Regions from separate parts of the Homo sapiens genome. Here region 1 is linked to region 2. Evidence: chromatin loops called from intact Hi-C (ENCODE). Cell type or tissue: endothelial cell of umbilical vein. All regions are shown on one strand. Links, peaks and the distances in the headings refer to the core of each region. The heading gives the core; the rest is flanking DNA. Region 1 overlaps DLG1 (discs large MAGUK scaffold protein 1). Region 2 overlaps LINC02012 (long intergenic non-protein coding RNA 2012).

Region 1 (17,776 bases), core at 7,436-9,935, 280 kb before region 2:
GAATACCAAATATAGAATTCAGAATTATTACTGAGTTGGGAAGGAATGACAAAGAATCTGAGGAGAGCAAACAGGGGACTTCTAAGGAAACAGGTATTACTCTTTTATTATTTTTAATATTATGTAGCAATTCTTTATACCTACATATATTTTATACCTATTAGTTTGTATCTACTCAATATTGAATAAAGGCAAATTTTAAATGCCATGCAAATGACCAAGAAACCATACTCTGTCAAACTTTTGTATACCACTAGGGTTCACTGAACCCAATTCTAGTTTTTATGGGGCAGAGGGTGGTAATTAAAAGCAATTCTAAATATTTTAAAGATTGCTTTTCCAATATTGTTACTCTTTCTTAAGATATTTCATATAACAAAGAGAAAATTTACTTTTTTACATATGAATAAAATTCATTCTATCTGGAAATAAATCATCACTATTCCATCATCCTTCAGACACCAACTTGGTAAGTCTCTCCTTTTTTTTACTTAAGCTTTTGCTGAACACAGTTAAGAATTCAAAAATTTTAACTTTTGGCCTGCGTTGAAAGATTCCCAAGATTATTCCCAGATTCAATGATTTGCTGGCAGGACTTATGAGAGTGAGTCATATTCACAGATATGATTTATTACGACGAAAGGCTACAAAGCAAAAATCAGCAAAGAAAAAAGGCACATGGGGCAGTCTGGGGGAAACTGGGAGCTACTTTCCAGAATCCTCTCCCAATGGAGTCACATAAGATTTCCTGAATTCACCCACCAACAAGTTGTGACAATACATGTGAAATGCTGTCTACCATGAAAGACTGTTAGAGACTCAGGACCCAGGGTTTTCACTGTGGGCTGGTCACATAGGCACCTAGCACATGACAAAATTTCAGACTCCCAGAAGGAGGTATTCGGCAGAAATAGTATTTTGTATAAACAGTTTAGGCACAGTAAGCGACTTGATCAGCTAGTGGTAGGAATCCTTCTGAAATCTAAGTTTCCAGACACTAGTCAACAGCCAACCTTACAAGCTGGCCTTTTCAAAGAGAGCAGTTTAGGTTATGTTAACTTTTTTGTGAACACCACCATTAATGGCAAAGAGAAGAAAACTGACAGAGAGATATTTTACAACTACTAGCTGATCAAAATATGAATGAAAATAAAGATAGCAACACTGTAGATTAATGACAATGGCGAATTTAATTGTAGAAGTAACATCGGAGACAAGTCTTCACATGACAATATTCTAAATGAATTTTCTCAAATTCAAGAATAGATGAGTGAACAACTTAGGTTTAAAGGAAATGTAGCATTTTCATCCACTTAGTCATTAAACAGGACTTAATCATGCAATTTTTTGTGACAAGAACTTGGACCATCCCAGTATCCTAAGAGTATATGTGAGAGTATGCTCTCGTTTTTTATAGTGATACACCATAATTTGTCCGTAAGCTGACAACTGTTGAAGGTAGATAAGTACACAAAGGTGGATGAAAGGAAACAGATGATACAAAAATAAAGAATTAAATGGACTGATCATTCTAATTGGTGTTGATTAATCAGAAAATGAAATGCTTTCCAATTATGGATCAAGAACAATGAATGTCCTCCCTACTTCAAGATTATGAACCATCGAAGTTTGTAAACTATGTTTTGATTTCAAGTGAAAAAACAAAACCTATTAAAATTTGGAATCAGTATGTACAAAATGGATATATATTTCATGTTCATGTAGGGCAGCTGATGAGTGGTTATTTACATTCAAAGAATACCACACATTTTGGGTACAAACATCTTCACAAACAAATGTGTTATAAACATACAATGGAATAATACTCAACAATTAAAAGGAAGGAAATACTGATACAGGCAAGGACACAGATGAATCTCAAAATAATTTGAAAGGAGCCAGACTTAAAAATAGAACATATTTTATGGCTCCATTTATATAAAACTCTAGAAATGCAAACTAATCTATAATGACAAAAATCAAACCAGTAGTTGTCTGGGAGAGAAGAGAACAGGGAAGGACAGGAGGGAGGGACTGAAAAGCAGCTTTGGAAAATTTTTTCAAGTGATGGATACATTTACCATCTTGATTATAGTGATGGTTTCACAGGTGTACACAGATGTCAACACTTAAAGACGCTGTACTTTTTTAATATGTGTAGTTTATTATATGTGAATTATATCCCAGTAATGCTGATTTTAAAAATTGGGTTTGCTATGTTTAGATTCTAATTAAAATTTCTAACAAAGATTTTTCATTACTCCTTTATTCTTCTGTTATTTACAAACAACTTCAATTATTTAAAAATAAAAAGAACAGCAATGTAAGATAAAAAGTGACAAAGAATGATGAACAATCTTCTAGATACTGTGGGTTAAGTAACTGTCAGCTAAGAGAAGTGTTCGAGGCAGTCTGTATAGCAAATATCCAACACTTACAAAAACGATGAAAAGAGCATGATGAAATTTATAATCATCATAATTTACATTTCAAATTTGTGAAATATGTCAAATATGGATTGCTCTTTTCTCTAAAACCAATGAGGAAGCCTAAAAAAAGGCTTCTGCCAGGAGTTCCCAGTGGTTTGCTTATCACATCTCTTAATGGCTATGAACTTCAAGGGAAGGTTTCTTTTTTATGTACTTTATCTCCAGCAAGTGCCAAAGACAGCTTAAAATAGACTCATTTTCTTAAAAAACACAGCTATACTGTCAGAACAAACCCACTCTTGGACCGTAAGTCCAGGAAAACACAGTCAACTGCTTCATTCCTTAAAACGTACTATCAAACAAGTTATTATTTTCTACTTCTGCAAGACTAATAAGCAATCAGGAACTATAACTTCTCCTGCTGTCTGAGATGTTTTTACAGAGACCGTTCCCTATTGATGGATAGGCTATATTCAAAAAATCAGTAATTTTTGCTTGTTTGGAACAATTTAAAATAACAATGTAAATTATGACTAGGTTCCTAAAGCCAACCCATAAAAAGCCCACTTAACACAACATACCTTAGACCTATATTAATTCAAACACAGGTAGTCATCAAACACACACAGATGCATTTTGAAATTAAAACTCGGCCGGGTGCGATGGCTCACGCCTGTAAGCCCAGCACTTTGGGAAGCCGAGGCGGGCGGATCACCTGAGGTCGGGAATTCAAGTCCAGCCTGACCAACATGGAGAAACCCGTCTCTAGTAAAAATACAAAATTAGCCAGGCATGGTGGTGCATGACTGTAATCCCAGCTACTCCGGAAGGCTGAGGCAGGAGAATCGCTTGAACCCAGGAGGCAGAGGTTGCGGTGGGCCGAGATGCGCCACTGCACTCCAGCCTGGGCGACAAGAGTGACACTTGGACTCAAAAAAAAAGAAGAAAAAAAAAAGAAATTAAAACTCAGATTACCAAAACGTTCACTGTCCTCTTACCTATCCTCTATTCTCAAACACATGCTCAAGATGTTTCTTCTTTGGTAGTAGCAAATAGGCATAGGGTGGCCAAATTGAGAAGCAGAGGCTACAATGACTTTCTTAATCTGAAAATTCAAGTAATTTAAACATTGAATATTCTTAAACCACATCACCTTTACTTATTCACTTGGCAATCTCCCTTGATGATAGGATTTGTTCAAACCTAATTTACGAATGCTCAGTGAACTTTATAAATAAAATGTTTTACAAAAATGTGATATATCATCAAAGCCTAGATTCAAAACCTCTTTCACATGCTTGTCAACTTAAAGCCCTGGCTCTCCCTTTACTAATAAGCCCTGGCTGAATTATGTCCCCCGCCCTCCCCACCAAAATTCACATACTGAAGTCCTAACTTCTAGTACCTCAGAATGTATCTTTATTCGAAGACAAGGACTTCAAAAAGGTGATTAAGATGTGGCCATTAGGGTGTGGTAGTCCAATCTGACTGGTTTCCTTACAAAAGAAGGAAATTTGGACACACTGAGAGACACAGCGGGGATATGCATGCACGGAGGAAAGGCCACGTGAAGAGGCAGTAAGAAGGTGGCCATCTGCAAGCTGAGGGGAAAGGCCTCAGGGGAAATCTCACCATGCACAGAGGAAAGGCCTTGGGAAATCTCGCCGGCACTTTGAGCTTGGACTTTCAGCCTCCAGAACACTGAGAAATTAAATTTGCTGTCTAAGCCAACCAATAAATCTGCAGTTTTTGTTATGGCAGCCCTAGCCAACTAATACAGAGCTTTAAAAAACATTACTATGTACACTGTAGAATTTAATACTCTAAAAAGTTTTATTCCATCGTCTCCACTGACAGAATTTCTAAATTAATAAGAGAAAAGTTACACTAGGTAACATGATTAGTACATAAATGCCTTACGGGCAGATTTCCTTTGTTTACTGCTATATACCTAGTGCACAGGTGCTTAATTACTGAGAGAATGAATCAATGAATAAATTAATCAATAATTTTCTTCATAAAAATTAGAAAGACACATACCCTATTTTAACTTCCTGAAATGATTTCACTGCTTCAATGTTATATATTTAAACCAAGTGGTATTTGTTTTAAAATAAAATGTTCTTTTAAAACGTACGACTTTCCATTTATAAAAAGAAAATTTTATAAGTATATAAAGTGTGAAAAAGAAAATTTCAAAAATAAGTACATTCTTAAAGGAAGAAAAATTACATTCCAAAATGTAATGTACTAGATTTTCAAAGAAAAGGCTAATAATATATATCACAGTGTAGTTCTAAATGGATATAGGAGAACAATAATCAACTATTTCTAGCTGCAGACATATTATGGGGCCACTGCTATCAGCAAATGCTAATAGAAACTATTTCCCAATATATGAAAAAATTATTTAATTCATTCAGTTTAAGAAAGGAGTTTTTGGACTTTTTTCTTTGTACCCCACCTATCCAGCAGAAAAAGAAAGGAGTTTAATACACCATCCTGAAAGACTGAGGAACTAGCTAGAGTCCCATAGTCACTGAAGAATACTGTTTTTCCTTTGGAGAAACCATGAAGTCAATAAAAAGGGACTTTAAAATAGAACAGTACCCTAAAGATACTGGCTCAATGTAAAGGTTTGGTAGCACAGAAATGAGAAAGTACATTTCATCTTAGAAGAAGGAAGATACTAGAGGAGGGCTGTGCTTTTAATATCAAAAGGCATTTAACCTTAATTACTGTTAAAAATTATTCTAATCCAATTCTAACAAGCAAACTGCTATTGATCATTATTTATTACACAGTATTTTTCAATTTGAAATCTTTTTGAAACAGTATTCTTAAATAAGAATATCTTAAGTTACCTATTAGTGCTCAGTGAACTGTTTCAAGGAAACCTTACATACCACATACCATACCCTAAAAGCAAAGGGGCATACTCCTTTTACTTGAGTGTAATGGTAGCTCTTTTGCAATATTTACTTTTGCTTCTGAAGGCTGGAACAAAGAAGTGAGAAGGATAAAGAAACATAACAGGGACCGGGCGTGGTGGCTCACGCCTGTAATCCCAGCACTTTGAGAGAACAAGGCGGGTGGATCACCTGAGGTCAGGAGTTCGAGACCAGCCTGGCCAACTTGATTGAAACCCCATCTCTACTAAACATACAAAAAATGAGCCGAGTGTGGTGGCGGGCGCCTGTAATCCCAGCTACTCGGGAGGCTGACGTGGGAAAATCACTTGAATCCGGGAGGTGGAGGTTGCAGTGAACCGAGCCGAGGCTGCACCACTGCACTCCAGCCTGGGTGACAGAGTGAGACTCCATCTCAAAAAGAAAAGGAAAAAAAAAAAAGAAACATAACAGGAAGCAAACACTCAATAAAGCTATGTTTCAACCTTTATGTAGACATTTTACCAACTAGATGTGTGAAGAGAGAGCCTCAGTTGCACTTTTCTGCTTTATCTCAGCTAAACAGACACATTACTTGACAAGTTCTAAAATTAATCCGACTTCAGTAAAAATACTGCCTGTATGCATTAGGTCAGACACTGTAGATTGCTTTGCCCAACACTACAATCTGTTTTCCCTGCTTTTGTTTAATATAGAGGCTATAAAAGCTAAATACTGTACAGTCATCCTTTGGTATCTGTGGGGGACACGTTCCAGGACCTCCCAAAGAGACCAAAATCTGAAGATACTCAAGTCCCCTGATATAAAGTGGTGTATGTAGTATTTGCACATAACCTATGTACATCCTCCCATATACTTTAAATCATCTCTAGAGTACTTACATTGCCTAGTACAATGTTAATGCTATGTAAATAGTTGTTATAATGTATTGCTCAGGGAAAAATGACAAGAAAAAATGTCTGTATACGTTCAGTACAAACACAATTTTTCCCCCGAATTCTGATCCACAGTCGGTTGAATCCACAGATGCAGAACCATGGATACGAACAGCTGACTGCAGTTAGGTTTCCAACTCTCCCTTACTACTAGGAGAGTCCGTGTGACACAGTTTTAATCAATGAAATATACGCAGACATCTACTAGCTTCATAAACCACACTCCTTTCCCCTTTCCACCCTTTCCCCGTCTTTATGACTAGAGCTGCAACAGACATCTTTCAATGAAGCAAAGCCCAAGAAAAAAGATGTCCACAGCTGTAGCAGCTGCATATTTCCAAGCTGACTATAATGAGGAAAAAATAGGGGTCCATTTGTTTAAAGTCATTGTTAGTTTAGTATTTATTATTTGCAAATATCTTAAGCATATTTCACCCAGGGAGAAGTGGGGTGGGTAGTGGGGAAAATGATGTAATTGTAAGATAGGTCTTCTCGTTTTCCACCCAATTATCTCTTAACAGCAAAAAACAAATCATTAAGAATATGAAGCAACATAGCAAGGAGATACGAACAAGTCCCTGAAGCTACTTGTATCCCTGGCCAAGAAACACAGCTAAGTGGGAACAGTACCTTTTCCAATAAAATAGAATCGCCAAGGCTTTAACACCTTACACTATTTCCCTGCAGAGAGAAGACACCCAAAAAAACACTCCTGACTTTATACTGGGTGTTCTGCCTTCCCTCTGGGATTCTCTCACTTCAATTACTGCTGTCACCAAACATACTTTAATGCTTTATTACAAAAAGCATTCTGACGGCTTCTCTTAGGGCAGTTAGTAAAGGCAAGAACTTTCAAGAGCTTGATACTACAAAAAAACAAACAACTTTAACTAGCTTCACAAAATATAAGTTTCTGATCGTCACATACCTCATTTCCTCCTAGGGACCTTAGGCTCCGGCCTCACTGTGCCTACTATTTTGAAATAGCTAATTCTACACTACAGAGTTGGCATACCTTCAGAGGCACTATGATTTTGCTAATTTCTGTTCACATCCACCCCTAAAGAACTGCCTCCTAAACAGCTTCATAGTCTCTACATTAAGAACTTGAATGTCCTCTGCATTCTCCTCACATTCCCAAAGGTCCTTTCTCTGAGTTCTAACGCGAGACATGAGAGATTAAACAGGCTTCTTTCCACAGAGACTGACACCAGAAATTAACTCATGTTTTGCTGATACTGCTCCAATTATACACACGCATGCACACTCTCACTCTGACACACATGGGGACTTCCAAGATTCTATAGTAAACATATTGCTTCTTCATGATAATCTATTACTGTAACCTTCTTGGATAAATGTCTCATAAAGAACAGAATGGTTAAGAGGTAAACTCTAGTCCCATAGAAAACTGACTTTTTAAAGATACTTAATTTCCAACAAACAAGGTGGTGTTTTTATTCCTTTTCAAAAGCTCATTGCCATAAATGAAAATATTCAGCTTAGTTTTAAATGTGATTTGGAATTTACATAGTAAGATTACTTGTTGTTTACATACAAATTAAGGAAGTAAACAGTTATTAATTGACATTAGAAGTACTGTTAGAAAATAAACTTTTTGCACAGGCAATACTGGTATTAGTTTATACACTGGAAAGAAAGATGTGTTTACCCTTATTGTCTCAAGCCATTTCTGAAATGTTTTAACTAGAAGTTGTGGGATAATTCTGGTATAATTCCCAATGTGTATTCTTCTTTAATCACATATTAAAATTTTTAATTAATTTACTTGTCAGTTTCACCACAAAGCCTTAATAAATTTTGCATCTATCAAAATACACTAATGAAAAATGTGACTAGGATGCTGTAGTCTTAGAAACTATATTTCTACACGTCTCTTGTCAGTACTACCTGCCATAAAATTCAAACATTTTGGAAAACAATTTTTAAAAACTCTATCCACAAATGGTTAAGCCCCAAAATAACCCACTTCTTTTTATTTCCTAAATTAAAGTATCTAATGATTTCCTAAATTGTAAACATATAACTTAGATGCCCTTTTAACTATCTTTAATTACCAAGTTATGTGACATTTTCAATACAATATTTTCTTCATTTTCCCACCAGAGGGCAACCAAGAACCTCAAGTGGTGCTGTGCAATGAATTTAACAGCATCCAAAGTGGTTTAAAGGAGTGGAGGATAGGGGAGGACTTTAAAGTCCACCAAGACTATCAGACTAGTCATGAGCAATGCCATGTTACTTCTTAAAACCTTTTATAATAATAGTATTTTGAAACATCTTATATACATAAGATGTTTAATTTACCTACATATAAGGAGGAACATTTTTTACAGTGATTAGCTTTATAAAAATATTCCTTAAAAAATTTAAAATCCTTTTCCTAAAACACTCTGTTGTACATACCACATGAAAAAACAGGCTTAACACCTAGGGGAAAAAAATGTAGCCTTAGCTATTTAAACAATGCATATGAATTTTTTACTGGCTCATAGTTTAACAACCAATACGAATGTTAAATTTGTTAAAAATCTGTTTCTATCAGCAGCATACTTTTTCTTGTGCAATCATTTCCATTTCCTATTTCAGAAAATTTCTGAAATCTCAGTAGGAAAATAAGAATTCTCTGACAAAACAAAGAACTTAATGTAAAGAGGGAAAAATGCTTGGGTGACCAGAAAAGCAATATATTCTTTAACAACCTTTCAGCCTAATTTAATCAGCTAGCAATTTGAGACCTCTTCACATCAGCAATTGAAAAGTTTCAGTCATACAAAAACTAAAAAGAAAAAAAAGTTCGATTCAAAACAATACCTCAAAATAAGTAATTATTCCCCCAAATACTACGTTAGAGGGCTCTCTTCCTACAAATAGCTTTAAACCACATGTTGTTTTTATTGTTGCTGTTGTTGAGATGGAGTCTCGCTCTGTGGCCCAGGCCGGAGTGCAGTGGCGCGATCTTGGCTCACTGCAAGCTCCGCCTCCTGGGTTCACGCCATTCTCCTGCCTCAGCCCCCCAAGTAGCTGGGACTACAGGCACCCGCCACCGCACCCAGCTAATTTTTTTGTACTTTTTAGTAGAGACGGGGTTTCACCGTGTTAACCAGGACGGTCTCGATCTCCTGACCTCATGATCTACCTGCCTCAGCATATGTTGTTTTTGATTGCAGAAATCAGGTAAAAATGCACCCGCTCTTTGTTCCATCTAATATTTTATATAAGAATAACCATCTTTAAGGCAAACTACATTCATTTTATTTATATAGAACACATTACTAAATTAACCAGTTTCATTTATAGGAAATGAGTAGTAAAGTCATGGTTCTTTTGGTGTTTATTTTGTTCAAAAGCTTTCTTTCCTCTATACAATCTAAATAGCAACACAATTTAGTATCAAAATCAAAGTCTATGGCATTAGTTTAAATATTAAAACTGCCACAAGCAGTTTCTTCCATCAAAGTGATGTCAGAAACCATCTCCAGTCCTGCGTATCAATGGTGTTTCCTGTACACTTAATTCTCCACAGTAGCAACACATAAAAACCAAGTCAATAATTAATCCTCATTAATGGAAAATGACATTTTACATGCAGCTTTCATAAAAATCAGATCCTTTTCTACTATATCTTAACTGTGCACAGACCAATTCTTTACTCATGTCAGACACACAAAGGACAGGAATCTATTACATGAATTAAAGTCAATCAAACCATCTAACCTAAATTACATTTCTTTGCTGAAATACTATTGGATTTTAAAACCAAGCTTTTTAAGGAAGTATTATTCAAACCCACCTTACATCCAAACATTAAGGATATTGTGCTGTTGGAGCATGCTACTTTACAGTGGCATAACATCGGAGAAAAGCAATCCAAGTTTTTGATGCTAGGAGACATTTTTTCAGACCCTGAGCATTTAAATCGATCCAAGACTGAAATTCCAGAAAAATGCCTTTGTGCATGTTGTTTGCTGACTGTCTTGAACATTTAATCTAGATCCAAAGCATTCTTTTTAAAAAAAATTGTATTAAAATGTTGCATTCTTCATTGTTTCCACCCCCACAGCAGAGATCAGGTCGGTATACTATGATTGGAATTAAAATGCTGTTTCTTTTTCCTGCATAATAAAACTGCTTCACTAAAATTATAGTCAAATTACCAGAATGAAAGTGCTCATTTAGCACCACTTTGTCAGGGCCTTGCTAATATCCTTAAAATGTAATCCAGCATCGGATTCACCACAGAGCTCCACTTGCTGCAGTACAAGCTCTGCTATCTCCTCCATGAGAATAAGATACAACTCGAGCAGAGCCACTATGCTCAAATATATGCTGGCTGCTTTGGGGGAGGGGCAAAGATGTTGCAGCAAGGGATTCATTACACGGTTCAATAAGAGATGAGCCCAGAGCTTGTCATATGTGATGCTTTCTTACTACACCACTAAACACTGTAGTCTGATTTAAAATATAGTTTTAATGGTAAAAAGAGTACCTCAATTATCACATTTTGTAGTTTGATTCCTCTCTATAAACAATTCAAGCAACAACAACAAAAATCAATCATCTGGCAAAGTTAAGTAGAATAATTACAAATTAAACTTGGACAGTAAAAAAAGTTCAGTATTTTCTAATACATCAAAATCACTTAAAATCTGGAAAAACATTACTGAACCAATTTTGATGTATATCTATACCATATGGAAAGTTTAAAAGCAGAAAGTCAAGCAGTTTAACTCACCGACATATCACTGATTTATCCACTCTTTCAAATATTATTTTCTGTGCTTTGGCTTTTTAATCAACCCTTTGGCAGAAAAGCTATCATTAACTAATTACATTCAAAGCAACAAATAAAATACTGTGAAAATGTCATTCTTACAGTATTTTATATTTAAAATCTTGCACACAGATGTTACATCTTATGCAGTACCTTCGCTATAATTTAAATGGACAGTATTTATTGAAACTCAAAAGCTGAATTAACAAATGCCAGTAAAATACTAAATAACACACAAAGGAATATTTACTGCTTCATCTATGTAATTATCTTTTCTTTCTTCCACTATTATTTGGGTTGTTCTAAGTACTACATCTATATTGCAGTTAAGAAATATAATTGCTAATGAAGACTGTCAACTTTTACAAAACTGCCTGTAATCCCAGCACTTCAGGTGGCCGAGGTGGGTGGATCATCTGAGGGTCAGGAGTTCGAGACCAGCCTGGCCAACATGGTGAAACCCTGTCTCTAGTAAAAACACAAAAAAATTAGCCAGGCGTGGTGGTACGCACCTGTAGTCCCAGCTACTTGGGGGACTGGGGCAGGAGAATAGCTTGAAACTGGGAGATGGAAGTTGCAGTGAACCGAGATTGCGCCACTGCACTCCAGCCTGGGCGACAGAGTGAGACTCCATCTCAAAAAAAAACCAAAAAAACAAAAAACAAAAACAAGAACAATTTTACAAAACTAAAATTATCAATTCATATATTTGTACTCAACAGCCTGGTCTCTGTATGCTTAGTAAGCAAAGCTGTTTGTGGAAAAGTATACTATATTTTGCTATACACCAGAAACAGCGTGCCAAAAGACAAAAATTCCCTTACCACCAACCATAACTCTAATTCCAAACCTGCTCAAGAACACTTTTAATTCCAATTTCCTACACAATTCTCTATTCTGTTCCATTCCTACTTATGTAATTGTATAAGGGGTGAGAGAGAGAAAAAACTAGGTTACATTTCTAAAACAGTAAAGGAAATAGCTGGTTCTCCAATCTAATTACCCTGACAGGTAAATAACTGCAAATCACATGACTTGTGGAACTTAAATGAAAAGTCAAATGTCAACTGTAACTAGGGCAAGAAAAAGTAAACTGTGCTCCTTAGAAGCCTTTATATTTAAAAATACATTTACTAAGTCAGAGCCATAGTTGTTAAGCTGTGGTTCTCAGCCTTTTTCACTGCAGTGCCTCAGAGGTGTCACCAATGTTCTTTCATTTTAAAACTTTCATTTTCAAATTTACAAATTTTAATTTTAAAAACCTGGAAGCACAAATGTGTAACAAGTTTTAATACTGGTGTTTATCTATAACAATTTATTTATCCATACTACCAAGTAAACTCATTTTGTGTCAATCTCAAAATACAACTTCTCCAATTTTTGTGCACATGGAGGATTTGTCTCATTGATCATGTAGGTTGTACACGCTGAGTCTTAATAAAATTCAGTTCTGTGCAGACATGTCTGCTCCCCTAAAACTATATAAGCAAGCACATTATTTGGCACATGTCTAATAGAACAAAATGTCAGGCAAAGTTCAAGCATGTCCACTTAGCCTGTGCTCTTAATACAGTCTGCCTTATTCAGTTGGTTACACAATAAACATGTAATATATTCAACTATGATAATATTGTGCTATGATCATTTTAATGATTACTAGGAATTAACCAGTGTTTCTTGTCTGTTTTTTTAGTAAACTGAATGAATGAGTTCAACGTATACATTTTGGGTCAAAATTTACCATACCTAAAACTGCAGAAGACAGTATAAAAAACATGCATTTGATTTTGGGACCTACCAGGAAAAATGACTAATTTTGACTATTTTGAAACTCTGAGTGGATCTGATAGATTTGCACTAAAGTGTCTTAGGCTGTTCTGCTTTTTAATGATGTTATCTAACAAATCAATATCCCAGATACATTCAGCCAAATAGTACCTATCAAACTACCTAAGAAACAATATTTAAGTAATAATAATAAATAATTATTAACAGTAGCAATTGTCATTTAATAATTACTACTAGTCAGGCATTCTGCAAAGTGCTTTCATGTGTCAGAAAAATTATCAAAAGCTTGGAAAAAGAGGCAAAAAAATTGGTAGTACGTTCAATGCTGTATAGAGACAAAGGTTGTTCAAGATTATCCAGGGCAATGGTTTTCAACATGGAACAACTTTGCGCCCCCAGGGACACCTGGCAATGTCTGCTGCCCAATCGAGGAAAAGAGTCTACGGGCATCTAGTGGGTAGAAGCCAGGGATGCTACTAAACATTTTATAACAACACACTGGACAGCTTTCCACAACAAAGAATGATCTAGCCCAAAAATCAAGGATGCCTAAATTGAGAAATTCTAATTTAGGGGAATGCACACTTTAACACACTATTTACTAGAAGTCCCATCCCAGCACTTTAGGAGGTCAAAGTGGGAGGATTACTTGAGGCCAGAAGTTCGAGACCAGCCTAGTCAACACAGCAAGAGTCCATCTCTAAAAAAAATATAAATAAATACTTGGGAGGCTGAGGTGGAAAGATCACTTGAGCCCTTGAGCCACTGCTTGAGCTATGATTGAGCCACTGCACTCCAGCCTGGGTGACAGAGTGACAGCCTGTCTCTTAAAAAAAAAAAAAAAAAAAAAGTCCTAGACAGTGAAGTTATATATGTTAACCTGTAGCTTTTTATTCAATAGAGAAGCAAATAATTTTTGCCCAGATAACCACAAAGATTAAATTCCTGGCCTCGTTGGATATTAATCAGTTTCTTATCTAACTCAGCAATCTTCTATTAACATTGCCTATAAATACTTAGATAACAAATGCACTCTGGTCAAGTTTAACATCTTACTATTTCTCTCATTAACAAGTGAGTGGAATACAATCTGTGACACATGTTCATTCTACATTTGCCTAAGAACTTTGCTTTTTTGAAAATCATACCTTAACAAGCGTAATCGCCTTACTTAATCCAAATATGATTATTTGGATATACTTTAACACATGTAATTACCTTACTTAATCCAAATATGATCTACCTCTTACGAGGTAAAAAGTATTATAACGTCCATTTGATAAATGAGAGAAACTCAAGGCTTGGAGGAGTCACATAATTTATCCATGGTGTCACAGCTAGCAGAAATGGGAATCATGTCTGACTACAAAGCTCATTTTCAACAATTAATAAATGCAAGCCAAGGTTAGATATTTGGCGAGTCAAGTCCAAAGTCCTTACTATTCTTTCTACCTGCTAGAATGACAATTTAAGGCTATCAGGCAAGCTTTAAAACAGTTTTCAATTACTAATCTGTTTAAATTGGATTTTTCTCAGTACTGTATAACAAAATAGAGGGAAAAAAAGATGCTGAGATTAATGTTATCAAAATGTTTGCACTACTCAAAACTGCCTGTTTAGATTTATATAATAAACAAATGTAAATATGAATTTATTAAGTAAATATATGGTAATAAATACTACCTATATTACATATTACAGTTCCATGTTTAAAATTTCACTGTCAACTGAAATCTTATAAAAGGGTTAAAATACAAGAGCAACACCCAACCAAACTCCTTCACCTGTCACATTAACTGGAGATCAAACAATATAGTAAAAACATCCAACTATTTAGTCATGAAATTTTTTCATTATATATTAACTCATTATCAAACAAATGCTGAGTTATTGTTACTATCATAAAACAAGGGTAAGCTAACAAATTTTTTAAGTCCAAAAGAAGCTAAACTTGTAGACCAGCAGTGTTTAAATAAGCAGTGTTGTGCTTTTCTTTTTTAATTCCTAGATGATTTTGACATGTCACTGTCCCCAATCCCACTGATTTTCAAAACATCATGGTAAATCTATTGATAAATATTTGAGTTTCATACCAAAGATAGTAATAGCATCTTTATGTAAACAATTGTAATTCCTACAGAGCAGAGGACTTAGGTAAGATCACAAAGTGATGTTACATCTCAAGACCAGAAGTATACATCTTAAAGAATATTTGAATTTAATTTTCACACTTGCCAAAAAACAAGAATAAAATGATAGTAGTATCTGCTAAGAAATGACATTGCTTTCCATGATTCTTCCAACTGCTTTACATATAGTATGTTATTTAATCATCTTAATGCTAAGTAAGTTATAGCATATAACTAGTTGCTATAACACCTAAGTTTCCATGGTGACAGCTTCAACATGAAGAATTAATGAACATTCACTGATAATTTCAACATTAGAAACTATCTCCAACAGAAGCGCCTAACAGTTCTTAACAGTGAAGAAATGCAGCTAGATCACACTGCTGTAAGAGAACCATATGGGATTTAAATGATTAATGGAGTTAGAGAAACACTATTTTTCTTAAATTACGTGAAGAATTAATGCTGTGGTTTGCTTATTTGCTGTCTTTTTGAAACGGCAGGAATTAAGCAGTGACATTAGATACCTATGAATTTGCCATCAATTTGTCTGGCAAAGAATAGCCCACAATAATGTGGACATTTCTGTTATAAGTAGGCTTACAAAGTTGATTTAGCAAAAATACCATACAACTGATTACATTTTGTTGTAAGAATACTAACATACAGCCAGGTGTGGTCTTACACCTATAATCCCAACACTTTGGGAGGCCGAGCGGGCGGGTCGCTTAAGCTCAGGAATTCAAGACCAGCTTGGGCAACAGAGCGAAACCCTGTCTCTACAAAAAATACAAAAATTAGCCAGGCATGGTGGCAGGCGCCTGTAGTCCCAGCTACTCGGGGGGCTGAGGTGGGAGTTGGCTTGAGTCTGGGAGGTGAAGGTTGCAGTGAGTCAAGATTGCACCACTGTATTCCAGCCTGGGGAAGAGAACCAGACCCTGTTAAAAAAAAAAAAACAACAAAAAACAAAACAACAAAAACCAAAAAACAAAAACCACTAAAATGCTACTCTGCCAAATAAAATGTTGAATGAAAATTAAAATTAATGTCAAATCAAATGCAGTAACATTCACTCTTGATCAAACTGCACTACCTTGACTGATTTCAATTAACCACAGAATTTCAGCTGCTTTCACAGTTGAAGACAGCCAATTAGAAGAAATGAACAAATTAAACTGTGACTACATACAATTTCAATAATGGGGCAAACCTGTAAGATACAAATCATACCATGAAACCGCAATGTACATGGTCACAATGGAGAGCATAAGAATCAGAGGAACACCAACAAATTCATGCAAATAATTTGCTTTGTGTATTACTATTTATAAATCTGTTCTAAAAGGAAACCTGGTATAATCTCAATCACCTAAATTTGAGCACAAAAAACAGCTATTTGGATTGCCACTCTACTCTGAGTGGCACTGTTCTGTCATAGTAATGGGTGATAAAAATGTGAAAGAAGACCAGGCATGGTGGCTCACTCCTGTAATCCCAGCACTTTGGGAGGCTGAGGGGGGAAGACAACTGAGCACAGGAGTTCTGGCTGCAGTGAGCTATGATCACGCCACTGTACTCCAGCATGGATGACAGAGACCTTGTCTCTTAAAAAAAAAAAAAAAAAAAGGTGCAAGAAGAGCCATGCTAATGATACTGCTCATGGTAACAAAAAGAAAACTATTATTTTAGAAAAAGCTGGAACTGGGCTCAGTATTAGGTTTATAGCTCTATGCTTAAATATTTAAAACCATTTAAAAAATAAATTCATGGAGGAAACAAAACTTTGTTATCATGGGTCTGAAACTCTGACCTCTAACCTACTAGATCCAAATCTTGAACATTCATCAGAAGCAAATGAACTTGTTAGAAATGCATCCTGCAGGCACTTCATGAATATTTGTTCAACAAATGGTATTAAATTATCTGCCGTGGTTCTCATTTAAGGCTACATGATATGCAACGCACAGTTGATCCTAAAATTACCATCTATCTGGCAGAAAAAAAAAAAAAACTATGAAAAGCTTCCTTGTGCCAAATTTGAGAACTACTAAGTATCTCCACAGAAAAAGCACGTGACAAAATCCAACAACTATTCATGATAAGGGGCACCTACAAAAAACCTACATTTAACACCATAATTAATGGTGAAAGACGATGCTTTCTCCTTAAGACCAGAAACAAAGAAGGATTTACACTCTCATTATTCCTATTCAAAACTGTACTGGACATTCTAACCAGTGTAATCAGGCAAGAAAAATAAAAAGCATAACTGACTGGAAAGGAAGAAGTAATTACAAAATATGTAGAAAATCCTAAGGAAGGAATCGTCAGAAAACTTAAAACTGCAGGATACAAGAGTAAAATAAAAAAATTATGATTACATATAATGAATAATCTGAAAACAAAATTAAGAAAATAATTCCATGCACAAAAACATTTAAAAGCATAAAAAATTTAGTAATAAATGTAATAAAAGTGCAATACTCATACACTGAAAGTTATAAACGCATTATTAATAGAAATTAAAGATGATTTAAATAAATAGATGGTCCATATTCATGGATTAGAAGAACTGCCAAGTAAAAGTAGCAACTATCATTTTTCAACTACTTCTATTGGAAGGTTTTTTAAAAACTTAAATTCTTTTTTTGAGACAGAGTCTAGCTCCATCGCCCAGGCTGGTGTGCAGTGGTGGGATCTCAGCTCACTGCAACCTCCACGTCGCAGGTTCAAGCAATTCTCCTGCCTCAGTCTCCCAAGTAGCTGGGATTACAGGTGCGCACCACGATGC
Region 2 (14,813 bases), core at 7,094-9,593:
ACTCAAATGTCACCTTTCCAAGGAAGCTTCCCAGACAAGATCAGATCTCCCTACTAAAGATTCAAGGTTTTGTGATCATTTCTTTCATAGTATTGAGAGTTGATAATAAGATAATTGTTTGATTCTTTGATCAATCTCTGTGTCCCCATGATACTCTAAGCTCCATGAAGACAGTGGTTTTTTTCACCCCTCAGCCCCTGGCATAGTAACTGGCACATAGTAGATGCCTGGTAAATATTTGTTGATTGATTGAATTAGACAGAAAAATTATTGTAGAAAAAAATGTGATCCCAGTGAATGGTTCTGGAGATCAAATGTCCCTTTTCCAGGAAAGTGGGGCAGGCTAGGGAGACATGGGATAGGTTGTTTGTGTGTGAGTGGTGGAGGGTGCAGGGGAAAAGGGTTTGTCTGGGATCAGAGTTCAGCAGCTGGCAGCTCAACTGGTTGCATGGGAAACGTGATTATAGTGTCAGGAGGGATTAATGGAGTGGAGCAAAGGAGGTGGTTCCTGGTAGAGCCCTTCCCAGATCAGATGCATATGGGATTTGAAACCTGGAGGGAGGAACAGGAAAATGCAGTTGTTGGCAACAGCCACAGCAAACATCACCAACGTTTCTCTGGGGTGTAGGCTCCTCCAGGTTGCCGCACCCACATGTGAGAGGCCTTTGTCATTTCATGGGATGCACAGCACCTGCATTCCCTTTTTAGTCTTGGGAAATCCCCATGGCATGTGTCTTTCTGGGAGGCAGCCAGATTTGTTTTTCAAACCTGGTTCTCCAGAACTTTGTGGTGGGTCTCAATGCTACCCAATATCCTTGAATAAATTCCTTTTCTGCTTAAGTCAGCCAAAATGAGTTTCTCTTGTTTGCAGCCAAGAACCATGACTGGTTTAGTCTGGGGCCAGCAGGGAAGTGATGTTCGGCTTCTGCACGTAGCCAAGCACGTGGGTGCCACACATGCAGACACTCCGAGAGTGGACGGCGCCACTTTGGCGGCCTGAAAGTTAGGGGCTCCTCAGGAATGCGGCAGGGGGATGGTGACCATCTAGAGCCAGGAAGAGTCTTTAGATGGACTTGGGTGGAGGCCACAGCAGAGAAATCATTCTATTGTTGAGACATGTCCGTGGGTGGGACACCTGGTACACCCCAGACTGGGGCCTGGGAAGCACCTTTCAGTCGGAGGCCCAAGAACCCACAGCTGGCTCACGGCCTCGTGGGAATGCAAACCCTACCCCTCCCGGGACTTCTGGTACTTGTTGTGCTTTTCCTGAACAGACTGCACTCTAGTATCTGTTCAAGATACTTTTCCACTTCCATGACCCTGAGTCTACTACAAAGACTAAAATACGGGAGGAAATCATCAGAGCCAGAGTGCACTCACCACACTTCCCACACCTCAAATAATCGGATGTCAGAGCAGGGAAGGCCCCTGGGACCATCAAGTCTTGGGGTCTCAGATGTCAGTGGGCCTCAGAATCACCCAGGAGACTACTTCACATCATGGGTTCCCATGGATTTCCCCAAGCCCAGAGCTGATCCTCTCGGCCTGCTGTGAAGCCCCAGGATCTGGGTTTTGTACAAACTTTTCAAGCGATTCTCATATGAGTTGTTTAAATACAGTGATTTTCATCCTTCATCTCATCTTACAGAAGAAGAAACAGACTCAAAAAGAAATTTCCTCCTGACCAAAACCCCCCAGAGAATTGATTGCTGAGCTGAACACTGACCTCAGGCTTCCTGACACCCACTTTCCTAGGCTGGCCGGGCTCGGCTGGGGCATGGAGAGTGTCAGTTGCATGATTTTTCTTCACTTACAGGGCCCCCCGTCCCTTTCCTTTTTTTTTTTTTTTTTTTTTTGAGATGGAGTCTTGCTCTGTCACCCAGGCTGGAGTGCAATGGCATGAGCTCGGCTCACTGCAAGCTCCGCCTCCAGGGTTCCAACAACTGTCCTGCCTCAGGCTCCTGAGTAGCTGGGATTACAGGTGTGTGCCACCATGCCTGTCTCATTTTTTTACTTTTAGTAGAGACAGGGTTTCACCATGTTGGCCAAGCTGACCTCATGATCCACCCGCCTCGGCCTCCCAGAGTGCTGAGATTACAGGCATAAGCCACTGGCCGCCCTCCTTGCTTTTATAAGACGGGCTGCCTGTCATGGGAAAATGCTGAAAATAGGGACAGATACCCAGTGCTTATCTTGGCCAGAAAGGCTGCTATGGCCTTAGTGGAGCCGGAAACCCCGTAGACAAAGCCAGAAATGGATACAGCAGGACCCTCAGCCCAGGTTCCAGTTCTGGGTCTCCCAGTGATGTGCTGTGACCTTGGACAAGTCACCCCACTCCCTGAGTCTCAGTTTTGTCCAGTTTATAAAATAGGGACAACCCTGCTGTCTGCTGTCTGTCCTGCCTACCTTGCCGGCCTCTGATGTGAGTGTACTTTGAAAACTCCCAAGTACTGCCCAAGCAGAAGGGATTACTGACACTGGAGGTGTGACTAGAATACTAATTTCCACCCAGGGTCCCCTGAGGACATGCTGGGCCCATCTTGGAAACAGTAGAGGAAGCTAAGAAGCTGCCAGCAAAGCTGGAGGAGATTGTCAGAGCCTTATGGGCTGGCTGGCAGGGAGAGCCCTTCTGCTCACACAGCCCATTTTCTTCATGCTCCTGTGTCAGGGAAGGTGCCATGGATGAGGACACTCACGGCGGCAACTGTGTGTGTGTGTGTGCTGGATGAGGGTGGGGTATGGGAAGTCACTGGATCAGGGCCCTCCTGCCTCTGGCCTGGTGCTGCCAGGACCCTCCCCCCATCTCTTACAGTGTCCTGACTCAGGAGCCCTGGGAAGTACTCAGAGGATCCCCAGGGAACCCCAGGAAGTCACCCCCCACCCTTTCATGCCTGTTTTGGCTGTTGCAGCAGGTTTGAGAGAGTGGATGAGCTCAGTCACCCTCTTTCCTTCCTACCACATCAGAACCATTCTCCCAGCTGGTGGGAGTCCCTATTCTCTTTACGTTATGAGGATGCCAGGATGCTCACACAATGCTGCAAAACACTTGCTTTGTCACCTGGTCCAAGTCCCTTTATCTCTCTGAGCCTTTTTCTCATCTGTAAAAGAGGGGAGGCCGGGCGCGGTGGCTCACGCCTGTAATCCCAACACTTTTGGAGGCCAAGGTAGGCGGATCACGAGGTCAGGAACGGAGACCATCCTGGCTAACACGGTGAAACTCCGCCTCTACAAAAAATACAAAAAATTAGCCAGGCATGGTGGCACACGCCTGTAGTCCCAGCTACTCAAGAGGCTGAGGCAGGAGAATCGCTTGAACCCAGGAGACGGAGGTTGCAGTGAGCCGAGATCGCACCACTGCACTCCAGTCTGGCAACAGAGTGAGATTCCATCTCCATAAAAAAAAAGTGGGGCGGGAGTGCGGGGAAGCAATTCCTGTGCCTCCTTCCACTATAGGGCTGCTGTGTCGAATGAGAGCAGGTGAAGGCGGGCTTGTTACACTGGAAGGATTTCCACTCTCTTGTAGAAGAAGTCAGGACAGAGGAGGCCTGGACAGAGGACCCACGAGAGGGGATGGTAATAGAAATGTCCTCCACTCCAGGAGGCAGGAGAGCTCTGCAGAGTAATTTCATTCCCGTCTCTAGCTGGGCTGTCCCAGGGCGGCAGGTCCTTTGCCTCATGATGCACCCCGTTCTGCCGTGCTGGGCTCAGCCTAGAGGCTCTGAGAGAAGACGTGTCAGACTCAGGGGCATCACGGTGGTGAAACCCGGAGAAAAGTTTTCAGAGACCTAAGCAGACACATTCCTGGGCCCAGGTGTGAAGTCGTCTAGGCCAGTGGGTCTCAAACTCAAACATTTTTAGCAGAACGCTTCCGTGTCAGATACTTTTTTTTTTTTTTGAGACAGGGTCTCACTCTGGGGTCCAGGCTGGAGTGCAGTGGTGTGATCATAGCTTACTGCAGCCTCCAACTCCTGGGCCCACCACAGCCTCCTCAATAGCTGGGACTACGGTGCCACCATGCCCAGGCTAGATACTGCTGAAGAATCACTGGGACTTTAGGAAGTTCCGCTGATTTATGGCACAGATGGGGAAATGAAGCTCAAAGAGGGGATGGAATGTGACCAAAGCCAGGCAATAAACCAGTGGTTAAAACAAACAAACAAACAAACAAACAAGCAAACCCACTTCAAACGCAGAGCTAACCCTCGGCACAGGTGCGCTTCAGAGAAAAATGGAAAGGTTCCTTCATTGAGGGGTCTTTTACACAGCCAGAGGATGGAGGCTCACAAAGGGGCTAGCGGATAGGTAAATAGGGGCCATTTATTGACATAGTTGCAATAAACAAATCTTACTGGGCAAGCAGGAAACTCATGGTCTCCTTTGAAAATGGAGGTGTTTCTCAAGGTGTGCCTGAGGCACTGAGCCCCTTTCTGAAATAAAGCAGAAGCAGGTGAAGCAGAACAGGACAAATGGACATTCCTTCCAGCTGCTTCAGCCCTGGCCCCCTTCCAGTCTCCCCAGAGCACTGGTGGCCAGGCTTTGCCAGTGGCCAGCGGGAGACTGACCCAGCCGCACAGAGGGCCCCAGGTGTCTCTCAGCGGTGGCCATAGGACACCTGAATGAGCCTCGAGCCAGAGAGAGTGACTTTTTGGCGGGGCTCTGCAAGTGGCTTTCTGCCCACAGCTCAGGGGTGGGAGTGAGGAGTCAGACCTCCAGATCCCTCCACCACGTTCACTCGGGACAGGTGCATGAACGGCGGCGCGATCCGCACAGGCGAGGAGACGACCGATGGGGGCGGACAGCCGGACGCACGGCTGCGTCACTCACCCTCAGCGACCAGGGCCCCACGTCCCTAAGCGCGGAGCTGGGGGAGGGGTCGGCCAGCTGCAAGGCCGCGGGGCCGGGAAGGGCCGGGAGGAGGCGCCGGGGCGGCCGGGGCTCCCAGGGAGCCGCTGAGTGGGGGAGCCGCGCGCAGCATCTGGGCCTGGGGCGGGCGCCCGGGGAGCGCGGGGTGTCGCCAAGGGGGCCGCACGACCCGCCCGCGGTGAGCGCAAGGCCCGCGTGCCCCAGCTCTCCTCGGTGGGGATTTTCCTCACCTGGAAAACACACGGGTTATGGAGGGGGTGGTGGTTAATCGTCGCACGGGGAAACCGGCAGACAGGTTCTGATCGAGCCCTTCATCCCAGTCACAGGTGGCAGGTGCCGGGCGCCACGACCTCACTGTGCAGGGCGCACGCTCTCTCCCCGCCCTCCCACACCCCAGCGGCCCCAGGCCCTGGGGGATTCTCAGAATGTTCCACGTGGAGCAGCGCTTGGAGAGCCCCTCCCCTAAGGGCGGGTGGGGGGAGGAAGGGCGAGGGTTTAGACCCCCACCCCCATTCCACCCAAGCACCCCCACTTTGTCTTTACTGCATTGAGACTTTGCCTGAGAGGTCATTTAACCCAGGGCCGTGACTAAACACAGCTGCCAGGTCCTCTTTCAAGTCTCATTTTGACTTCGTGGTGCACGCATGACCTTGGGCCACTTAGAAACCTCGGTGTCTCAGGTTCCCCACCCATAATAGTAATAGTACCTCCCTCATAGGGTCCTGGGAAGGATGAGTGAATAAACGCTTGTGAAGTGTTTAGAACATAGTGAGTCTGGATGACTCAACAGATTGTTTGCTGGTGAGCTGGGTGTGGTGGCCTACGCCTGTAGTCCCAGCTACCTTGGGAAGCTGAGGTGGGAGGATCGCTGGAGCCCAGGCGTTCAAGGCCAGTCTAGGCAACATAGCCAGACCTTGTCTGTGAGGAAAAAAAAAAAGATGTGTTAGATGTTGCTGTTATTATTATTACTATTGTTTTCCAATGAGGAGAGTGAGGCCCAGAAAGGATAAGGCGTTTGCTGCCTGGACGATGTGGCCAGTTGGTAGTAGAAGAGGGAATAGTAACAAGGCTTCCTGGCTGCCCAGATGGAATCCATTATTTCTTGGACATTTAGTGGTTGCTGCTTCATGGATATCTTTGAAGCTAAACAGATTAACAAAAGCCCACTTGGTGGTAGGCCATGCTGCGTAAGGAGCCTCTGGTACCACCTCCATGATCCTCAGGAACAGGAGGAGTGAGGAGAGGAGGAAGAGGGAGAGAGAAAGGAAGGTGGGGATAGAGGGAGGAGGTGGAAGAAGAGGAGTCTTGAGTCTTCTTAGCTCAGCCACTAAACGGGAGGTGGTCTCACTGGGGATGCTTCTGAGAGGACACTTTCATTAAGAAGAACTAAGCCAGGCATGGTGGCTCACACTTGTAATCCCAGCACTTTGGGAGGCCGAGGCAGGTGGGTCACCTGAGGTCAGGAGTTCAAGACCAGCCTGGTCAACATGGTGAAACCCCGTCTCTACTAAAAATGTAAAAATTATCCTGGTGTGGTGGCAGGCACCTGTAATTTCAGCTACTCGGGAGGCTAAGGCAGGAGAATCTCTTGAACCGAGATCACACCACTGCACTCCAGCCTGGGTGACAGAGTGAGACTCCATCTCCAAAAAAAAAAAAAGAACTAGGCCAGGCATGGTGGCTCACACCTATAATCCCAACACTTTGGGAGGCCGAGGCAGGCAGATCACCTGAGGTCAGGAGTTCGAGACCAACCTGGCCAACATGGTGAAACACTGTCTCTACTAAAAATACAAAAAAAAAAAAAAATAGCCAAGTGTGGTGGCACGTGCCTGTAATCCCAGCTACTCAGGAGGCTGAGGCAGGAGAATCGCATGAACCCAGGAGGCAAAGTTTAGAGTGAGCTGAGATTGGGCCACTGCACTCCACCCTGGGTGACAGAGCAAGACTCCATCTCAAAAATAAGAAGAAGAAGGAGAAGGAGGAGAAATAGCCCTCTAAAATATTTCAAGTTTAAGAATTTTGTTCAGAGAATAAGGATGAGAGTTTGGTTGCCTATTGTCTCAGCCTGTTTTGTGTTCAATTTTGGCTCAGTCCCAACCTCATGAATCTCTCCTTTCAATCAAAGAGGAGCTGCCTCTTCATAGCCCAGGTGATGTCAGGGAGGCTGTGGCCAGCATGGCAGGAGCCCTCTTCATTGCCTGAGGAACAGTAAGTGCTTGCACCCAGCAGTTAGAGACAGTCTGGTTCTGAATCCTGTCACTTTCTAACTAGGAAAGATATTTAAACCTAAGCTTCATTTTAGTTATCTATAAAATTGGGATTATAAATCTTGCCTTATAGTATCACTGGGAGAATCAAATGGGATAATGCATATAACATGCTTAACCCAAGGCCTGGCGTGTAGGAAGCACTTAATAAATGCTTATTACTTAGGATCAGATGTGGCTTCCTGCCCCCATGTGTATGCGATGGCTTCCTCATCTCCTGTCCAACTGGACTAGGGGTTCAGTTAGGATTTGCTTTGCATACAAGGAAATAATTCCAAAACTGTAATAATGCAGAAAAGGTGGAAGTTTATTTCTTCTCACATAAAATCTGAATGAGGGGTCAAAGGTGGAATGTGGTTCCCCAGTGTCTGGGATCCAAACACTATCTTGTTGCAATGTCATAAATATCTTGACTTTATGGCCCAAGATGGCAGCATCCCAAGTTCCAGGCTGCAGGATGAAGTGCCGAAGGAGCCAAAGGAGATGCATATAAGCTCCCCTTAAGGAAGGTTCCTGGAAACTGTTGTACCACCATTTCTGCTTACATCCCATTGGCCAGAACATAGTCACATGACTACCCCCTAGCTGCAAGGGAATCTGGGGAAATGTAGTCTTTATTATGGCAGCCATGTGCTCAGCTGAACATTGGTGGATCTATCCCTATAGAAGGGGAAAATGAATTATCAGGAACATGCAGCAATCTCTGCCCCCAAGTCCCAGCTTGTCTAGGCTAGCTAGGCACCTGGAAGCCAAGTACCTGAGCACTAGAAAACCGGGATGGGGGCATGCTGCTTCTCCTCAGCCACCCCCAGTGGCTCAGTCTGCAACTGAGAACATGGAACTGGAACCGAAACTTAGGCCTCTTGCCATGGGTCTGAGAAAGCCCTGCCCTGTTTAATCACCTCCCTGACGCGTCCCAGCCTCAACACTAAAGGCAGGAGGGATACTAGAGAGGCAGCTGACTGCCCCCTCCTGGCCAAGGAGAGGACAGTGAGCAAAGCTGCAGCTCCGAGGGGCAGAGGGCACAGCAAGCTGGCAGGCTTGGCACAGCCTGGTGGAGTCGCCCACTGCAGGACACACAACTACAAATTGTGGGAAGGCCGGGCCACCAGCCAGTGCCACAATCCAAGTGCCTAACTGGAAGGATCTGCACTGGGGGCTCCGCCCTTCTTCATCCTGTTAATGAGAACACTCGAGCAGGCCATCTGGCCTTTGCCAGGCTCCCAGCACACCTGTCTCCTCTCTGTCCTGATGTCTCTGAGAAGGGGAGGAAAACTTGCCTGCATCTCCCCACACTGGCACTTCTGAAACAAGCCCTCCGGCCCTTTCTGCTCCCGGAGTTTCACTCCTAGTAGCCACCAGGGGACAGAAAAAACCACAGCCACAGGTGCTCCAGCTCTCCCTCTCCCAGGCCTAGCCCCAGGTCTGTCACTAACTCGGGATGCAGCATCCCCGTCTTCTCTGACCCCCCTTTTCCTTGCTGTGCCTTGAGTCGCTTTTTAGATATAAGTTTCCTGGGCTCCACTCAAGACTTACTGGTTCTGTTTTTGAACCAGTTTCCCAGGAGATTCATGTGCGGTGCGTTTAGGATCCAAGGGGCTGGACGGCTTTCACAGTCCAGCTTAGAGTGATCTGGTTCTGACAGGACAGAGCTGTCTGAACAATGTCCTGGGGGATGGGGCACTCCTAACAGCCCTTTCTTCCCAGGGGCTGGAGTTCTTCAAGCCTCCCCAAATTATCCACTTTCCTTTCAGAGTCCATCCCCCTGAGGTGCTAAGCCATTCTCATCCTGCTCTGCTAGCTGGGAAATGTCCCGTCAGGTGCCCCACCTCCTGTTTCTATCTGTCAAAACCCTCTTCACTTGTCAAGTCCCAGCTGAAACACAACCTCCTTTAGGGAGCATCCGTTACCTCCCCAGTGAGAATTTCCTGCTCCTTCCTGGGCTGCCATGAACTTTGCTCATACATCCACTATAGCCCAGGCTGTCCTGAGTGACAGCTCTCCAGGTTGGTGCGTCCTATCTGCTCCACCCCCTCACGCCCTCAGCCCCACAGGACTGGGAACTCCTTCAGGCTGGGAATCAAATCTTACCATAGATATCCTGCAGCCTGATTATAGATCACTCTCAACCCTGAATGCTTAAAGAGAAAACACAGGAAGCCAGGGCCTGGGTAGGACAAACTGAGTGCTAACAGAAAGAGTCCAGGCCGGGCGCGGTGGCTCACACCTGTAATCCCAGCACTTTGGGAGGCCGAGGCGGGTGGTTCACGAGGTCAGGAGTTCAAGACCAGCCTGATCAAGATGGTGAAACGTCGTCTCTACTAAAAATACAAAAAATTAGCCAGGCATGGTGGCAGGCACCTGTAATCCCAGCTACTTGGGAGGCTGAGGCAGAGAATTGCTTGAACCCAGGAGGTGGAGCTTGCAGTGAGCAGAGATCGTGCCACTGCACTCCAGCCTGGGCAACAAGAACAAGACTCCGTCTCAAAATAAATAAATGAAGATCCCAAACACAGATAACCAGGGCAGGAAGAACTGGTCCATTCCCCTCCCCTAAGCTGAATGAATGAATGGGCTGATCCTCCTGGATGATTTTGAGGGTTTGTATTCCAGAAAAAAGAAAAACAAAAAACCCCTTCTTTGTCTAGGATGGACTTGTCTAGGCTTTTAGGCTTAAGGCCTTCTGGCGAATAATTTCTTAATCCACTCAGGAAATCTTCAGGGATTTCCAGTCAGGTGGTGATGCAGGGCTGTGGAGTCTGTTCTGCACTTAGCAGTCAGGAAGGGGGCCTGCAGAAGGCAGTGCCCTCCTCTGCCCTAGGCCTCTAGGATGAGCCTGAAAGTGGGCTCTGGCTGCTGTGGTTCAACCCTGAGTGGGTCCCCATTTCTGTCTGTGCCTCTAGAACACCCTTGGGCTACAGTGTCTGCATTTCTCAGAAAGGCTGGGGTGGGGACGGGAAAGAATTTTTTAGGCGGTGACTGCAGCAGCCGGGGCACCTACTGAGTCCCCGCGTTGTGCCAGGCGCTGGGCTGGAGAGCTTACCCACTCACCTATCTACACAACAACTCTGCAAAGTACAGACGGTTATCCCCATCACAGACAAAAAGACATCGAGGTTTGCAATGCTCGCTGGCAGCAGCCCCAGTGTTAGTGTTAGTGACCCTCCCCACCCCGCCCAAAAAAAGAAACTAAGGCTCAGAGAAAGTAGATAACTTGGCAGCATTATGCAACCAGGAAGTTGCAGAGCAGGATCAAAGTTAGGTGCATCTGGCTCCAAAACTTCTGTTCTTTCTAACTGACCTCACCCAGAACACAGTTGCCAGCAAGGCCTGCGTCTGTCCCCATCCCTCCGTCTGCAGGGTCTCTGAGGTCTCTTTCACCTCTAACAGGGCATCACCTGTGGGCTCTCTTTCTCAGGGACCACCTAGGTAAATCCACACAGGCGAGGAGAGGACCAGCAGGCACTAAAGCCAGACACACAGCTCTGTCACTAACCCTCAGTGACCAAGGCCCCACTGTCACTAAGCACATAGCAGCGGGGAGGGGTTTGCCAGCTGCATGGCCAGAGGAGGCGGGGAAGGGGAGGGAATTGGAGGGCCTCGGGGGGCGAGGGCAGGAGAAGCGCGGACCCTCCAGATGTGCTGTTTCTTTCTCTGCTGCAGTAACCCGAGAGCCTATCTATCTCTTTTTAATGTTCTGCTGTTTTCTTTCGTCGTACACTTAACCGCACAGAAAATAAGCCCTAGGGCTGAAAACTCCAGCTTGTCGTGGTGCTGGCAGTGGTGTGCGCTCTTCCACATCTGGGTGCAGCCTAAGCCTCTTGTCCGGTTCTGCCCTCAGCCTCCACACCACGTGCCCAGTCCCACATATCCAGAGCCCCCTGCCTGGTTATTCTCCAAGCAGTCCCAGCACCGCCTGCTTGGCAGCCTCAGGTTGTTGGCCTCTGGGTTTCCAGGGGCCCTTATATTTTATTATTCCTTTGACAAAGTCATGGGACTCCCTAAGTAAGGAGAGACCCCTGCCCACTCACACCTCTCGCATCAGCTGTCCATGAGGGGCTCCAAGGCTGTGCGGGGAAGAAGACAGACTGTGTTAGATTGAAAATGAGTATTTTTATTTACATGTGATGGAATCGAGCCTCTCACTTCCCGGCCCAAGTCATGCCCACGGTTACCCTGTGTCACCCTGGGCTAGACAGTGAGCTCTGGGAGGGCAGTGGGCTGCCTGCTGTCGGACGACCGTGCCTAGACAGGGCACAACGAAGAGATTCAAGTAATAAAGGGGCAGAGGGAGAGGTAGCAGCTGCCGTCCGGCACAGGGCTGCCCCTCAGAATGTGACACTAATATGGCACTGGGACCATCGGCAGCTCCTCCGCCCTTCCCATCACAGCCCCGGAAGTCCCATTGTACCTCCATTGGAACGAGAGCCCATCAGTCCCGCCAGCCTGCAGGGAAGAGTCTGATGCCCCTCGTGACATCACCGAGCTCTCCCGACTCCCTAGCGGCCTGCTGCTGTTGACCCTGCTTCCTGAAGGTGCCCCGAGTCTCCATAAGGCACAGGCTTCTCTCCCCGCACCATGCTCCCTGTTTCTTACGGCAGGTCCCACACCACTTTGTCCACCTCTGGTCGGACATTATGAGCCAAAACCTTTATCCAGAACACGATGTAGGTAGGAGAAAGAGAGGTTGCAGCAGAGTAAATGACCCAGTCACAGAACACGTGGCCAGATGGCCCCGCAGAGCACTCACCGGCTGAGAGTGGCCGGAGGGTGGTGGCCGGTACAGCAGTGTACCCAGTGCAGTCCACCACGCCCGCACTTGTCTGGCAGCAGAGTTGAGCGGCACTTCCAGGCCCCAGGAACCACGGGCACTTCCTCCTGAAACTGGGGTGGCTACAGCTGAAGCTGAGAAGAGCAACCAGCCTGCTGCTATTTCTGAAGGAGCCCAGTGTGGTTACTCAGTGTGCTGTAATTAAACTCATCTATAATTTGATAAGTGGGAGTAGCCTTACATTTTAGAGAGTAATTAAGTCTCACCAAAGGAGAAGCACATGGTGCTTCTGGGACCCAGCATCTCCTGAGGTTGGTCCCCATTCACTCTCCCTGTCTCTACACATCTCCACAGATGCTGAGGCCGCCAGGGTAGGCCTCAGCCACAGCTCTCTCCACCCTCAGGCATTCCATCGACATCCAGGCCCCTGGGAGATAGCACAGACACTGCAGACACACGTGCGACGAGACAGGGAAGCCTGGGCCTCCCTTTCCAGGCTGCTCCGCGAAACTGCGGACTAGGAGGAAGCTGGCTGTCCTGCTTGCCTGCCTGCCTGCCTGCCTGCCTGCCGCTCCTTCGCCACGTGCAAGGCGAGGTTCTGACTGCGCTGAGTCCAGCCCAGCTCTGGGCCCCAGTGTGGAGACTGAGGCAGCCTGAGGGTAAAGGAAGGGGCTGCGGGTATAGAAGTCAGATGGGGCTGGGTGCAGTGGCTCACGCCTGTAATCCCAGCACTCTGAGAGGTCGAGGCAGGTGGATCACCTGAGGTCAGGGGTTCGAGACCAGCTTGGCCAACATAGCGAAACCCCATCTCTACTAAAAATACAAAAAAAAAAAAAAAAATTTAGCCAGGCATGGCGCACACCTGTGATCCCAGCTACTCGGGAGGCTGAGGCAGGAGAATTGCTTGAACCTGGGAGGCAGAGGTTGCAGTGAGCTGAGATCACACCACTGCGCTCCAGCCTGGGTGACAGATTGAGACTCTGTCGCAAAAAAAAGAGAAGCCAGATAGCCGAGGTCTGGATCTTGTGGGGTCTGGATCTTGTGAGGTCTGGATCTTGCAGGGTCTATATCTTGAGGGGTCTGGATCTTGCGGGGTCTGGATCTTGTGGGGTCTGGATCTTGCGGGGTCTGGATCTTGGCTCTCTCGTTTCCTGGCTCTGTGATTTTGGGCAAATGACTTCACCTCCCTGAGGCTCAGTTTCCTTATTTGTAAAATGCAGACAATGGCACCGCCTAAGATATAATCCGTTTATGCAGATCAGATGAGAGATTTGCCACGAACTCACTTGAGTAGTTGGGAGGGGCACGTGCATGTGAGGAGTGTCAGCATCTCACCAAAGCTAGTAAACCTGTCTCAGAGCGCTTGGCGGCTTGAGGGGAACTCTAAAGACCATTCAGCCTGGTGTGTGTCATCAAGAATGAGGGATTGGATAACCACAGCTGAAACCTGTTCAGACAGCGAGGAGATGGAAATCTTGTCAAATGGGAGACCTGAGCTCTTAAACCTGACTTGGCCACTTCCAAATATCTGGAAGTCTATTTCAGAAGAGTTAAATTATTCTGTGCAGGTCTGGGTCATAACCAGGTGCCAAAAACATTAAGTGAGGTGGTAGATTTCGGCTCAGTCTTTGGATAAACGTTTCTGAACCAAGGAAATGGCTTCTTAGGAAGTAATGCACCCCCTGTCACTGGAGGGCTTCAAGCCCTGGCTAGCAGGCTCCTCATCCGGGAGCCTGGGAGTCAGGCATGATGATGGCTGAGTCCCCTTTCCTCCCCTGGGGTTGTGGGGGTCCTGGCAGCCTGTCCCAGCCCTGGTCCCTTGCTCAACAGCTGCCCACCCCGTGCCTCCGAATGCGCCACTCGCAAGTCACCCTTCCTTAGTGCCCGCACACACCAGAGAGGCCTCATATACTGTGGGGTTGTTTCATCTCCCCCAGAGCACCAGAGCCCCTCAGCCCTCTTGCTCTGTCTCTTTGAGCAGAAATCATCACTAACTTCTCAAGCACGGCGCTCATATAACCCTCAAGCCCTTTGAGGGCAGCTCCAGAATCCAGCTCTGCCTGCTTGGTCTTTGAATTCCTAGAGCCTGCTCTCGGGAATGGCCTTGACAGAGCCGACTTCCCGCTGGAAGGATACTGGGGGCTCCTCCAGCACATTCTCTCACAGGGGGCAGCACTTAGAGCCCAAAACGGGAAGGGAAGGAGGGTCTGGCTCGAGTGGCAGGACCCCATGGTTGCTACTGTGCGTAGGCTGAGAGTCTCCTCGCTGTTACGTAACTGAGGACTTCTTCCCTCCCTATTTTAGATCCTGCTGCCATCTGCCCTGATTTTCCGCATCACCAGCTCTGGGCTGGAGGTTAGATCTGGCTGGACACCCAGCTCTACCCCTCACTTGGTGACAGACTTGGGAAAGCCTGTTTCTGCAAAATAAGATAACCCCACCCTGCCTATCCTGCCTGGGTTGCTGTGAGAATCAGGTGAGAGGAAGCTGTGGTGGCTGGGTAGCAGGACCTGCACTTGGCCCCTGTGCCTGGTTGCTGTCTGGCCAACCCAACCTGGGGCTGCCTGAGCCAGGGGAGCCTCTGCTTGCTCATGTCGGCTCCTATATCAACACAGTTTGCACAGGTTTGCAGAGCCAGGCCCTGTTCGAAATACAGGCAGTGAACAGACCTCACAAATGGGGAGTCTTTGTCAGACCCCCTGCCATGGGTGGCAAGGGTGCAGACCTAGCAGCTTGTGACAGGCGGGGCCAGGCTGGCTGTCACCTGCTCACACAGCCTCTTGGCCCCGGGTGGAATGCTAAGCACAGCAGGTGCTCTGTAACAAGGCACTGTCAGGCGCATCTTGCAAGAAGCCCTTGCCCAGCCTCCAACCATCAGGGGATGGGTTTGTGCTGGCTGGAGTCACCAG

What was found. Peaks named below come from ENCODE experiments on the same cell type or tissue, not always from the same donor. Only the 100,000 strongest peaks of a DNase experiment are listed, where the experiment ranks them.
Region 1: a loop joins it to region 2, with 11 times the contacts of the local background. A loop is called at or near these places in 58 of 110 quality-filtered maps.

Annotation. Positions count from the first base shown.
Region 1 is chr3:197,215,770-197,233,545 of GRCh38, forward strand. The region is part of intron 4 of DLG1 (discs large MAGUK scaffold protein 1); the gene reads right to left. Among named protein-coding and RNA genes, the nearest start is that of MIR4797, 69 kb to the right of the region's middle. In endothelial cell of umbilical vein, for the core only: a CTCF peak has its summit at 8,408 (motif pointing right); a DNase peak (open chromatin) is centred at 8,442.
Region 2 is chr3:197,494,036-197,508,848 of GRCh38, forward strand. It overlaps LINC02012 (long intergenic non-protein coding RNA 2012), which reads right to left. Exons shown (of 1, transcript NR_145451.1): 1 at 11,227-14,813. Among named protein-coding and RNA genes, the nearest start is that of LINC02012, 8.2 kb to the right of the region's middle. RefSeq lists silencers at 8,256-8,419, 14,163-14,457. In endothelial cell of umbilical vein, for the core only: a CTCF peak has its summit at 8,108 (motif pointing left); a DNase peak (open chromatin) is centred at 8,076.